Linked DNA regions of Homo sapiens: all the other regions are linked to region 1. Evidence: chromatin contacts called from ENCODE Hi-C or POLR2A ChIA-PET data. All regions are on one chromosome and are shown on one strand. The core of a region is the stretch at or near the end of the contact, and the rest is flanking DNA. Distances in the headings are between cores, read along the strand shown.

What was found. Hi-C counts contacts between places; a loop is a spot of excess contacts on that map. ChIA-PET counts read pairs that join two places held with the same protein, here RNA polymerase II (POLR2A). Pooled maps may share reads with other maps.
Region 2: a loop to region 1 is called in a map with no recorded cell type, with 4 times the contacts of the local background. The contact joins two enhancer-like sites. A Hi-C loop is called at or near these places in 7 of 37 single-sample maps with no recorded cell type and 9 of 50 pooled maps. POLR2A ChIA-PET finds 5 or more read pairs at or near these places in 1 of 52 experiments (T-cell).
Region 3: a map of PC-9 shows a loop between it and region 1 (24-fold over the local background). The contact joins two enhancer-like sites. A Hi-C loop is called at or near these places in 1 of 168 maps with a recorded cell type or tissue (PC-9) and 3 of 50 pooled maps. POLR2A ChIA-PET finds 5 or more read pairs at or near these places in 7 of 52 experiments (A549, A673, BJ and 4 more).

Annotation. Positions count from the first base shown.
Region 1 is chr1:15,832,467-15,836,867 of GRCh38, reverse strand. It overlaps SPEN-AS1 (SPEN antisense RNA 1), which reads left to right. Exons shown (of 2, transcript NR_024279.1): 2 at 1-2,653. Among named protein-coding and RNA genes, the nearest start is that of SPEN, 13 kb to the left of the region's middle. RefSeq lists enhancers at 700-749, 980-1,029, 1,220-1,329, 895-1,880 and a silencer at 1,770-1,999. Within about 2 kb of position 2,452, at least 41 of the 41 ENCODE cell types and tissues checked have a DNase peak (open chromatin) inside an H3K27ac peak, as active enhancers do; they include A673 and PC-9, where a contact is called at or near this core.
Region 2 is chr1:15,418,672-15,423,072 of GRCh38, reverse strand. All of the region lies in intron 1 of EFHD2 (EF-hand domain family member D2), which reads right to left. Among named protein-coding and RNA genes, the nearest start is that of EFHD2-AS1, 8.5 kb to the right of the region's middle. Within about 2 kb of position 1,837, at least 4 of the 41 ENCODE cell types and tissues checked have a DNase peak (open chromatin) inside an H3K27ac peak, as active enhancers do.
Region 3 is chr1:16,141,744-16,146,144 of GRCh38, reverse strand. The region is part of intron 3 of EPHA2 (EPH receptor A2); the gene reads left to right. Among named protein-coding and RNA genes, the nearest start is that of EPHA2-AS1, 11 kb to the left of the region's middle. RefSeq lists enhancers at 1,239-1,767, 1,768-2,295, 3,807-4,401. Within about 2 kb of position 2,549, at least 20 of the 41 ENCODE cell types and tissues checked have a DNase peak (open chromatin) inside an H3K27ac peak, as active enhancers do; they include A673 and PC-9, where a contact is called at or near this core.

The DNA of each region.
Region 1 (4,401 bases), core at 1,203-3,702:
GGAAGGCCCTGGCGGAAGGATCTCTTGACGTCAGGACTTCCAAAACAGTTGGGCAACACAGCAAGACCCCGTTCCCAGGCTGGGGGCAAAGCCGGGCTCGGTGGCTCACGCCTGTAATTCCAGCACTTTGGGAGGCCGAGGTGGGCGGATCACCTGAGCTCAGGAGTTCGAGACCAGCCTGACCAACATGGTGAAACCCATCTCTACTAAACATACAAAAATTACCCGAGCGTATTGGCGGGCGCCTGTAGTCCCAGCTACATGGGAGGCTGAGGCAGGAGAATCGCTTGAACCCGGGAGGCGAAGGTTGCAGTGAGCCGAGACTGCGCCACTGCACTACAGCCTGGATGACAAGAGACTCCCGTCTCAAAAAAAAAAAAAAAAAGACACCTTTCTTTGGGCTTAGTGAGCAAACATTCTACGCAGTGCCTAATATAAGCCGGCCCAGGCACCACCCAAGCCTTCGGCCAGGACTGTTTTCCCGTTTCGAGAAGGCTCCATCACACTCCACACGGGATCCAGTCAACAGCCGTTCCAAACATGGCGCGGGAAGGGGTGGAAGACAAGCCAGCGCGACGCCGTCCAGCCTCATCCCCGGGGCACAAAGGGGAGACTAATCTCCAGGAAACTCGGGGTACAGAATCGATAACCCCACAAGAAACTAGTTTCCGCGAGTGGGCCTTAAGGAAAAAGTAGGTCGGGCACAAGCGAGCTGTTCAGACGCACTTCACAGCAAAGACTCGCGGACAACACAGCGAGACGAAAACGGCCCCGTGCGCAGGCGCGCGGAAACACGACTAGCGCGCTTCGGGACGACCCCTCCCCCTTCCCTCAAAGGCCAAGGAAGTGGCTCCGACGCGCTTGCGCGAGGACGGAATGTTGAGGGGAGGGGGAATTCTTTCCCTTCATTGTCAGAGAGAACCGCCCCCGCACGGCGAGCGCGCGCGCGCTCACGCACCACTCTCACACTCCGGCGCGCCAAAGGCTTTCCGCTTGGCGTCTCGCGCATGCGCGGAGGGGGAAGCAGTGGCGAAATTGGATGCTTTTTGCTGAGTTTCTCAGAGAAGTTTCTGGAAAGATGGAGCCAAAGGGACGCTGGGGGGTGGGGAGCGCCAGGAAGCAAGCGTTTGAAAGAAAGCGAAAAAACCCAAGCGCACCGCGACACCTCCAACCTTCAAGCCACGGCCCAAGCAGAGCCCAAGGCCACTGAGACCCTCACGCCAGAGAAAAAGCACAGGGACCGCGGCAGCCGCTCCTCCCTCTGCCACTGCTCAGCCCCCGAGACTCCCCAGCACGGGGAGAGGGCAGGGGGTAGCCATGAGAAACCTAGAGCGCTCACTGGACTTTTGCGAGGTGGAAGGAAAGCCGAAACCCGCCCTTTGGAGCCGCCTGTGCGCACGGGCCCCGTCGAGTGGGCTCAGTACGTTAGGACTCAGCGTGGCCGCCAAAGCATTGGTTGGGGGCGTCTTTCACTAATTTTTCCTAGGTTTTCTCTTCTATCGGGCTCTGTGGTCCTTTCACCACCCATCTTCACTTTGGTGGCCTGACGCTAACGCTGCGAGTTGGGGAAACCGTAGTAACCCCGGGCCTGAGGGGCGTCCCGGGCGGCGGTGCTCCGTTTCTTCCAGCGGTTGCCCCTTTAAGAAAAAGCCCCCCGGAGAGGGGCCCGTGTGGCTGAGTAAAGGTGGCGTGCGCCCGCACAAAGGCGCCGCGTTGTTGGCGGGCTCCGGACCCTGTTGCCCCTGGGCGGGGCGGCGTGGGAAGACCGGGGCGCCTGGGCGGGGAGAACGACGTTGGCGCTAGCGGGGCAGGGCAGGGGGAGGGAGTCACGGGATTTAGCAGGTGCTTCTCCGCGACCGAGCGACTGCCATTTTGTGGTGCGGCCGCCGCCATTTCGCGCGGCCGAGGGGCGGGGTGTGGGCGGAGCGGCGGGCGCGCCCGGGCTGTCCCTCGGGGCGGCGGGCTAACGCGGCCGCTTTGTTCTTCGCTTCTCGGCTCGAGGCCCCAGTCTCGACCGCCGACCGCCTCGGAACCGGGCTGCATCCGAGCTGCCACGCGGCGTGTGAACCTTGAAGCGCGGCCGGGGAATCCGCAAGGCGCCGACTCTCTTCCTCCTTGCAAGCCCTTCGAAAGTGAGATTTCTCACCCCACCCTTGCAGGGTGGAGAGAACACGTTTCAAAAAGGGGATGCCTAGAACTCAGCCGTGGGAAGTGCCTGTCTAAAGCCTTGTGCTGGTGCCAGTAGCAAACCCGTGCGCGTGCTCGGCTTTGAGCGATCATGGAGCTCTGCAAATAGCTCAACTGCAGAGCGTGCCCCTTAGAGCTCCTGTGCTGCTGGGAGGCCTCATAAAGGTGCCAAAACCAGGTGTCCCCAGCGGTTGGCCTCTTTAAAAAGAAAAAAAAAAAAAGGCGGAGTGGGATGTCCTTGACGTGCTGAAAGACGGAGTAGAATGAGACGTTGGTTTTCATTGGCTGGCCATTAAGCACGCACTGCGCAACTGTTTTCCAGATACGGGTTTATAGCCCATTATTTATATCGGAGCCATAAACTTGAACAATAGATTGGAATATCTTATTTTTGCCTGTTGAGAATATCTCCCATTTAACTTCTTTTGAAAGTTCAGATGAGTATATAAATAATACATTGACCCAGTAGAATCTATTGTGTGCGTTCCAGCGTCATTTCAAAGAGCTATTGTTTTTCTGATTTCAAAAGAAATATTTAAATGTGAGTCTTTGTGTTTTAATGTTAACCTTGTGGTTCGAAATCAACAAAGCCAGGAAATTCAAGAGAACTGCTGCTAAATTTGTCTTCTTCCTTTGCTTTCGTACAAGGTTTTTTTGTTTAATTTTTTTTAAGTTTTTCTTCACAGCGTGAGTACATAGAAGAGCCAGCCCTTTATATTCTTACTATGTATAATTATAGGGAGTTATTTCAGTAACAGGAGGTAAAGCTCATAATGATAGGATGAAAAGGTAAAAGAACATCTGTTGAAGGAATCGATCAGGATTTGATGGCTTCCAGATGAAAGAAATATCTGAGAAGAGGCTTTTGGATTCCAAATAATTTAGTTTCATTATGACCAAAAGCACTGCATAGAGCTTTAAATTTTTATACCGTATCTTTTGACATCAACTATCCTTTTTTTTTTTTTTTTTTTAAGACAAGGTCTCTGTTTTTTGCAGTAACGAAATCACAGCTCACTGCAGCCTCGACCTCCCTGGACTCAGGTTATCCTCCCACCTCAGCCTCCTGAATAGCTGAGAATAGGCGCGAATCACCACGCTGGGCTTTTTTTTTTTTTTTTTTTTTTTTTTTTGAAGGAGGCTCGCTCTGTCACCCAGGCTTGAGTGCAGTGGATCTTGGCTCACTGCAACTTCCGCCTCGGGGAGTAGCTGGGACTACAGGCACGCCTCAGCACGCCCGGCGAATTTTTGTATTTTTAGTAGAGATGGGGTTTCACCATGTTGGCCAGCATGGTCTCCATCTCCTGACCAAGTGATCCGTCCGCCTCGACCTCCCAAAGTGCTGGGATTTCAGGCATAAGCCACCGTGCCTGGCGCTGGGCTAAGTTAACCTTTTGTAGTGACGGTTTCACCATGTTGCCCCGGCTGGTCTTGAGCGTCTAGGCTCAAGAGATCCTCTCAAAGTGTTGAGCTTACAGGCGTGAGTCACCGCGCCTGGCCTATCCTTCCTTTTGGCGGTGAGAGCTTACAGAATTTTTTTTTAAATGCTGTGTTTTTTTTCTTTTTTGTCTGCACAATGAAAATGAAATAGTGTAAAACTATTAGTTTTAGTGGAAATTTGGAATCTGTTACAGTAGCCTGATAACTCAGGTAAATTATTATGGCTCTAATTAGCTGGGCAGTTTAGATTCGAAGAATGATTGCCCAGCACTTGAACAGACTAGAAGGGTCTGTTTAAACACTCCTAATTCCTGGGGTTCATTTTTATTTATAAAACACATACTTTGGGCCAGGCGCAGTGGCTCACGCCTGTAATCCCAGCCCTTTGGGAAGCCAAGGCGGGCGGATCACGAGGTCAGGAGATCGAGCCCATCCTGGCTAACACGGTGAAACCCTGTCTCTACTAAAAAAAAAAATACAAAAATTAGCCGGGCTTGGGGGCGGGCGCCTGTAGTCCCAGCTACTCGGGAGGCTGAGGCAGGAGAATGGCATGAACCCCGGGAGGCGGTGCTTGCAGTGAGCCGAGATCGTGCCACTGCACTCCAGCCTGGGCGACAGAGCCCAAAACAGATGCTTTATACCTTTAACCATTACATTTAACACAGAAAGCACATACTTTTATTGTACAAAAAATGGCGTTGATTTGTATTTTCTTAAAGAGTGGGTGGTGGCTGGGCGCGGTGGCTCACGACTGTAATCCCAGCACTTTGGGAG
Region 2 (4,401 bases), core at 588-3,087, 410 kb after region 1:
GTGGGGCTGTGCAGGAGCACCTGGTGAGGGACTCAGTCTTTCCTGAGCCAAGTCACGAGGACTCCCCTCCTCAGTGCCCCCCAGGAAAGCAAAGCCCTGCCGCTTTCTGACCCTGGGCTCCCAAGGTCAGCGATGACAGTCAGGCTCTGAAGCCAAATTGCCTGGGCTCCTCAGCCACAAAATGCAGCATCTCTTTTTATTTTTATTTTTTTGAGACGGAGTCTCGCTCTGTCGCCCAGGCTGGAGTGCAGTGGCGCAATCTTGGCTCACTGCAAGCTCTGCCTCCTGGGTTCACTCCATTCTCCTGCCTCAGCCTCCTGAGTAGCTGCGACTACAGGTGCCCGCCACCACGCTCGGCTAATTTTTTGTATTTTTAGTAGAGATGGGGTTTCACCGTGTTAGCCAGGATGGTTTCGATCTCCTGACCTCATGATCCGTCCGCCTCGGCCTCCCAAAGTGCTGAGATTACAGGTGTGAGCCACCGCACCTGGCCAAAATGCAGCATCTCTTAAGCTGGGGTGCATGTGCCCCCCAGGAGACATCTGGCAATGTCTAGAGGTGTTTTTGGTTGTCATACCTGGGGCGGCGGAGGTGGGGGGGATGCCAGTGGCATCTGGTGGGTGGAGGCCAGGGAAGCTCCTATAGCGCATAGGGTGGCCCCACCGCAAAGAATGACCTGGCCAGCTGGGCACGGTGGCTCACGCCTATAATCCCAGCGCTTTGGGAGGCTGAGGCAGGCAGATCATGAGGTCAGGAGATCAAGACCATCCTGGCCAACATGGTGAAACCCTGTCTCTATTAAAAATACACAAATTAGCTGGGCATGGTGGCAGGCACCTGTAATCCCTGCTACTTGGGAGGCTGAGGCAGGAGAATCACTTAAACACAGGAGGTGGAGGTTGCAATGAGCTGAGATGGCACCACTGCACTCCAGCCTGGGCGACAAAGCAAGACTCTGTCTCAAAAAAAAAAAAAAAAAAAAAAAAATGGAATGACCTGGCCCCAAGTGCCAGTGGAGCTGAGGCTGAGAACCCTGCTGCAATGGGGCCTCTCTCATGGGCCACTGTGAGGAACGACTGAGCCCATCCCTGTCAAGCACTCAGCACAGCTCCCAGCGCACAGAGCTAGCTGCATAAATGGCAGTCACCACCGCTAAAACAAGATTGAATCACCGTCACTAAACTCCCAACGCACCAGCACTTTCTCTTTACAATCCCTGTGCTCAGCAATCCTCCAGGTCCGGATTAGGTCAGGAGGGCTGTTGGTGAGGCCACAGGTCCCATAACCAGCAGGTCAGGGGTTCACGCCCCAGCCCCTGGGTCCCACGTGTCTCTCCCTGAGCCCCAGCTTTATTTATTGCTCAAGTGCATGGGTTTCTTCTGCAGCCAGGGGCAGCTCAGTTTCAGAGGAAGTGCAGATAAAGTGTCCAAACTTGGATGGAAACGTGGGCTGTGGATCCCTCTGTCTTTGGCAGCTCCCAGGCCTGGCTGGGCTGTGGCTCAAACCATGATTTGAACGGCCGCCTCTATCAATCAAAGGCCAATCAATTACTGGGGCTGGGCTCCATCCAGGGCAGGCTCTGGCCCCCAGGGGGACAATACAGGGGCTGGCTGCGGTGCCAAAGAGTCCATCACCAAGAGGAGGTGACGGGGGCTGCGAGAGGCCAGGTGCTGGGGTGGGCGGTGAAGCCCCCAGAGGTAGCCGTGGAGGAGGCCATTCCCAAGAGACTCCTGGAGAGTGGCCATCTGCCCTGTGCCCTGGGCTCTGATGTGGTCTAGTGCAGGGGATCAGCCAGGTTCCAGGGTCAACCTGATTGAAGATGGCCTTGAGGGTTTGTGGTTACATCAACTCCGCTGAGACTGACCTGGGTCCAAACCCCAGCTCTGCCACCTGCTGGCAGAGTGACCTGGTCAAGTCACCTAACCCCACAGACCTCAATTTCCTCATCTACATCATGGAGATCAAAGAACTCATCTCAGGATGGAGGCAAGGATTAAAAGAGACGATACAAGCAGACTCTTGGCACAGAGCCTGGTCCACAGGAAGCACTTCATACATGCCTACTATGATACTAAAAACCAGTTATTATTATTCCTAACATCTACCTTTAAGATTATTAAAGAGTAAATGAGGCTGGACGTGGTGGCTCATGTCTATAATGCCAGCACTTTGGGAGGCTGAGGATCACTTGAGCCCAGGAGTTTCAGACCAGCTTGGGCAAGATAGGGAGACCACATCTCTATAAAAAAATAAAGGGCCAGGTGCGGTGGCTCATGCCTGTAATCCCAGCATTTTGGGAGGCTGAGGCAGGCGGATCACGAGGTCAGGAGTTCGAGACCAGCCTGACCAACATGGTAAAACTCCGTCTCTACTAAAAGTGTAGAAATTAGCCAGGCATGGTGGCACGCACCTGTAATTCCAGCTACTCAGGAAGCTGAGTCAGGAGAATTGCTTGAACCCAGGAGATGGAGGTTGCAGTGAGCTGAGATCATGCCACTGCACTCCAGCCTGGGTGACAAAGTGAGACACTGTCTCAAAAAATAAATAAATAAATAAATAAATAATTAGCTGGGCGTGGTGGTGTATGCCTCTGGTCCCAGCTACTAGGGAGGCTGTGGTGGGAGGATCACTTTAGCCCGGGAGGTTGAGGCTGCAGTGAGCCCTGATCGAGCCACTGCTCTTCAGCCTGGGCAACAGAGTGAGACCTTGTTTAAAAGACAAACAAACACAAAAAAGAAAATGAAAATGAGCTGACAGATATAAAATGCCTGGCACATAGTGAGTCCTTCAAACCTGTTAATTTCATCATCATCGTAATAGTAGTTGTTATATTGAGAAGTTTGTGTGTGTCACATATGCACATCATATACTTCACATATACAATATAAAAAGGGTGATGATATTAGAAATAATGATAAAAAACACACTGGCTTCTGCCACAGGCTCCAGTCCTGACTGGTGGTACAGGGTTGGGAGGCAGGGCTTGTGGTGGCTTGGCCTGGAGGCAGGGGTGGACATGATGACCCAGGGGATCCCTCCAGCATGACCTCTCCTCTAAAGGCCCACTTTTCCCCTACTAGGCCCGACGCAAAGCCCCAGCATCTCTGGGAGGTAGGAAGACAGAAGACCGCTGGACAGAGCCCTTGAACAGGGAGAGAGGAGCCTCAGGGAGCGAGGAACCTTCCCTCGGGGTTGGAGAAAAGTGAGGAAGGGGCTACTCTCATGGTGCCAATGTGTGTGTGGGACAACTGGCAGCACAGGAGAGAACGAGGTTCCACGATGGCTGGAAACAGGCATCTCCTGGGCTAGAGGGCCTCTCACCCACCAGCCCTTCTCCCTGAGCTGGAACTGAGGTTGCAGCTGGCTTAGAGGATCCAGAAAAAGAGAGATCAGCCCGCAAGATCCACCCAGATAGCCTGGTCTACCCGTTTTACATTATGTAGGGAAACTGGGGCCCACAGTGGGCAGTGACTGGCCCAGGGTCACACAGCCAGCAGACTGCAGGATTCCAACAGCTGGAAGTTTTTCTCCTCCCTGGCCCCTCTCTTTTTCCTGGTCCCATGGAGGGTCCCACATTCTCAAGCTTGCAGGGCCAGTGGAGGCTGGACTGAGAGCCCAGCTTGGTGCCTGTTTGGGAAGGCCAATGCCATTCGGCAGTACTGGCAGAAAGCGCCCAGCCTGGGAGCTCAGCACTTTTCTCCAGCACCGGAGGGAGGCTGCGGGGCCTGGCACCGTGCCCGCATTCCTATCTGCCTCCCCTTGAATAGTTCTCGTCAGGGAGGGCTCAGCAGCTAGCTGCACCCTGGATGCTGGGGACAAAATCCCCATCCATCCCCCTCTCGAAAGCGGAGCAGCCAGTTACCCCCCAAGGACGACCCTTTCCCTTTGGGGTGAGCATGGTCCCCAGCTGGTTGCTTCCCTGCCCCTGCCCCTCTCCCCAGTTCTGATAACTAGGGAGTCACAGGGGTAGGCAGTGGAGGCGTCAACCATGCACAGTGCAGATGTCCCAGCCTTGCACCCAGGTGAGCCCCACGTCATAATCTATCATCATTCCTGGCTACTCTGCTGAGCACTTGCTATGTGCCAGGCACGATGCCAGGTGTTTTGCATCAGATTCTCACAAGAAGCCTATGAAGCGGCATGAACATGAACCGACAAGGAGACTGAGGCTCAGAGGGGAAGCGACTTAGCCCAGGTCATAGGTGACAAGGGTGTCGCTGGGCTCTGAACCAGGCCTGATCAAACACATGCACTCTTAACGACTATGCTATGCCCTGATGCCTATCAGGACACAGCAGAGAACTTCGGGGTTGGGAGGGATATTAGAGGCCATCTTATTCAGTCGTTCCTGAAAATCAGATTCCTGATGCAGTTCGTTGTTTAGTGCCTTGAATACCTCTG
Region 3 (4,401 bases), core at 1,300-3,799, 310 kb before region 1:
TGGCTGGGTGCCGGTGCGCGAGATGCCAGGAACGCCCGGCTGGCTCCTCTTTATACCTCTAGACTTCTCTCAGCAGCCCCTGGCCATGCTGCTGCTGGAAGTGATGACAGTCGCTACCGTAGACGGGTGTCGTCCGAGGGGCAGGCGCTGAGCCAAGCAAGCGCTTTATCAGACATGCGAGCGGAATCCACACCGCCTTTCTGCGTGGCAGGGACTGTGATCAATCCCATTTGATAGACCAGGAAACTGAGGTTCAGAGAGCTAAAGAGGCTTGCCTGAAGTCACACAGCTAGGATGTGGCTGCATCAGGATCTGAATCCAGGCGGTGCAGCGGCGCCCAGGCTGCAGGATGGGTCAGGAAATGGGGCGGGAAGTGACCAGTTCCTTTGGAATCCCTGACTCAGCTCCTGGCCCTGGGGTAGGCTCTCTGGCCAGCCCTGGGGATGGCAGGGTCTGTTGCAGGGGCTTGGGGGCTCTGTTGGAGGCAGGGGTCCTGGAGAGGGCACTGCTGGGTACATTGAGGGAGAACCAGAGGGAGGCACAGGGTCTGCCCTCCCTGCCGGACCCTCCCCAGGCCTGGAGACCCAGATTCTTTCACTGGGGCTCCTGCTGGTGACAAACCAGACCCAGAGCGAGGCGGGGCACCCTGAGGTCACCTGGCACCTTGTCTAGGTTATTCCCAGTTTGTCCGTTTCTCCTCAGGGTTCTTTCCCCAGGAAGCCCAGAGCTCAGGAAAGAGTTAAGTGGGCAGAGGAAGGGAGGCACCTCCCAGGTGCTGTGTGCGGCAGGTGGGCACGCTGCCCGGAGCGCTCCCATGAACTATGTCAGGAATGAGCCAGCTTCCCTTGGTTCCCCCGCCCTGCCCCCGGCCCTGCCTGCGGGGACAGTGGAGTCGCTCGGGCTGACCGCTGTCCCCCGGGGGCTGCTTTGTCTCCATGTCTCCGCTTCCTGTGCTGGCCTCAGCAGCTGGCGGGGCCCCTGCTGGCGCCTCAGCCCTGGGGACCGCTGGTCAGGTGAGCAGGTGGCCAGCAGCCTTGGCCAGTGGCTCAGCTGAACAGCTGGGAGGCCAGAGCTGGGGTTGTGGGGAGTTGGAGATTCCCTCCTGAGAGGCTCCTGCTCCCTCAAGGGGCCCAGCCCCTTGGGGAGGTCCCCTCCCTACTGTAGTTTCATGATCCCCTAGTTCATAGGGACACCGCATTCCAGGCACCATGCTGGACATCTCATAAGCAGGGCTTTCTTCCATCTTCACACACAACCCAGAGAGGATGAGGACTTGATCCCCATTTTACAGATGAGGAAACTGAGGTCCGGAGAGGAAGCAGTGAACAGTGACCAAAAGAACGGGGGCCTGGCACAGGAAGGCAGTTGCCCCTGGTGTGTGTCCTTCCACCCACAGGCTGTATGACCTTAGCAGGTCCCCTTGGGGTCCCACCCCCATCTGTAAAATGAGTGGGCTGGACCTGTGGCCCTGAAGGACGCTGTCAACCTGGTGATCCGAGCTTCCCTCCTGTGGTTTCCCACTGGGGCTCAGTCTGAACACCGGGGAAGCTGTTGACTGTGTGACACAAGTGTGGTGAGGAGGGGTCCCACTGCTTACAGCCCCAGTGGCCTAAAGTCCATAGCTGACAGGGAGGAGTCCCCTGGCCAGGGTATGTCTGTGGTTAAGGTGGTCTTTAGACAGGGTGGTCTCGGGCCATGGCAGGGGCTGCTGGCAGGATTCCTGTTTCATCAGATCACAGTTGGTCCCCCAGGTGGAAGACTCTGGGAGCTGCTGGCTGTGGCTCGCAGGCTTTGTCCCCTGCTGGGAAGTCCCACCAGGCCTTATTTCTGTGATGTTTCTTCTGGCCTACAGAGGTGGGACCACGGTGGCAGCACCCCCAGCCCCCCATGGTGGCTCTCACCTCTGTGCCCTGTCTGCCCCACCCTCAGCTCACACTGGGGGCAAAGCTAGGCGCTGGCATCTCCGCTGGGCGGGCACCGGCTTCTCCCTCCCTCCCTCTCTCCCTCCTGGAGGTAAGTGGGTCCCCAGAACGGAAGGAAGGAGGCGAGGGAAAGCAAACAGAAGATGAAAGGCTGGAGGCAGGACAGGAGCGGTAGGCGGGGGCTGAGGTGGGGAGTGGTGCTTATCAATGGTGGAGGAATGTGCCTGCAGATAGCTCCCTAGGGTGTGTGTGAAAGGGACAGGGTGCTGGCAGCCGTCAGGCCCTGGGGGCAGCCCCCCTTCTGCAGAGACGACAGGGCCTGCTGGGAGCAAGAAGCCACCAGGGCCTGAGGTTGTCAGCTCCCTCATTTGCTGGGTCAGTAACCCATAGGTCGCCATTTGCCGTCTGTCAGGGCCCAGAGACAAAGTCCAAGCTCCACATCCCTGGGCCAAGGTGGTTCCTGCGGTCACCTGCTGGGCCTGGCTTGGGCGGTGACTGGCCCTAGGTGAATTGCCACCATGACCTCTTGACCTCACAACCTTGCCATTGCCAGCCTGGGAGGTGGCTGTGCCTTGGGAGGAGGGGCTCCACTGGGGGCTGGACTTGCGTCACGATAAGGGCGTCTGTCCCTGAGTCACCTCATGCTGCCACCTGAGGGGCGGGCATCAGGAACTGGAAAAACCAGGGTATAGCCGGAGGTGCAGCCACTGTGCCCCAGTTCCCCTGCTCGGAGTAGCCCAGGCCTGCCAGACAACCGGGGCCAGAACAGCTCTCCACAGGTGTGCCACAGGTGTGCCAAAGTTAGGCTCTTGTGTAAGGCAGGTAGGCATCCTGGTGGACCTTCTCCACAGTGTCTCTCTGGGCGCTGAAACACTGCTCATTTCTCTGGCCCTGGAGTGCATATTTCACATGCACATGGTAGGTTTGCCACCCATTCTCTCTCCCACTCACTCTTCCATCCACCTGTCCACCCATCCACTCATCCATCCATCCACCCCTCCACCCATCCACCCCTACATCCATCCATCCATTCATCCATCCATCCATCCATCCATCCATCCATCATCCATCCATTCACTCGTCTACCCGCCAACCCACCAAACCACCCATCCACTTGTCCATTCATCTATCCATCCATCCATCCACTCATACCCCCCTCCACCCATCCATCTGCCCACCCCTCCACCCAACCACCCACCTATCCACCCATCCATCCATCCATCCATCCATCCATCCATTCATCCCTCCACCCACCCACCCTCCTGCCTATCCATCCCTCATCCATCCATCTACTCATCCATCCGTCCACCCACCAACCCACCCATCCACTTGTCCATTCATCTGTCCATCCTCCGCCCCATCCATCCATCTATCCACCCCTCCACCCAGCCATCCACCTATCCATCCCGCATCCATCCATCCACTCATCCACCTGTCCACCCACCAACCCACCCATCCACTTGTCCATTCATCTGTCCATCCTCCCCACCCATCCATACATCCATCCATCCAACCACCACTCCACCCACCCACCCATCCATCCCTCATCCATCCATCCACTCATCCACCTGTCCACCCACCAACCCACCCATCCATTTGTCCATTCATCTGTCCATTCATCCACCCACTCATACCCCCCTCCACCCATCCATCCATTCATCCACCCACCCATCCATCCACACACTCATCTACCCATCCACCCACCAACTCACCCATCTATCCATCCATCCATCTGTCTGTCCATCCATTCAGCAAACATTAACTGAGCACCGCTGGGCCATGGGACACAGATAAATTGGTCTCCATTCCTGCTCCTCAGGAGCTGCTGGTCTCACGGAAGCTCCTGATACATGCAGGAATAATTTCAAATGGAGCATAAAAGCCAAGTTTTGAATTCCCCTGGAGCTGAAACAGTGTTTATCTGTCTCACCATCGCATCCTAGCACCCAGCATTGTGCCAGACACGTATGAAGTGCCCATTTCTATTTGGTAAACATAAGATTAATAGATGCCCTAATGGGGGCCGGGGGGCCAGGAATTGGGCAGTCTGGGAGGGCTGTGTAGAGGAGCTTAAGCTGGGTATTAAAGGATGCATAGGAGTTTGCTGGTTGGCTAAGGAACAGTAGGTATCTGGTGTATGTGGGTGTGTTTGAGTGTGTGTGACCCCTGTCCCCACTTGCCCGCCTAGAATGCCAGGAAATCCAACTAGATAAAGTCAGGAAGAACACAGGGGCTTGCTGGTGTCCTACTCATGAACTCTGGGACCCCTGAGCACTTGGAAACTCTGGCGGGGCCCTGGAGACAGCCCCTGGTAGCTTTGTGGTTGGAGGAGGGGAAGCACATCTCGTCAGGCAGGCACATGCCCTGTTGACGCTGCCTCTCTGCTGTATTATCTGGCACATCCGCAGCGGAAATCTCTCCAAATTCCCTCTTTCCTGGCGGCAGCAGGCAGGCAGGCCACCCCCGGGCGCTGGGGCCA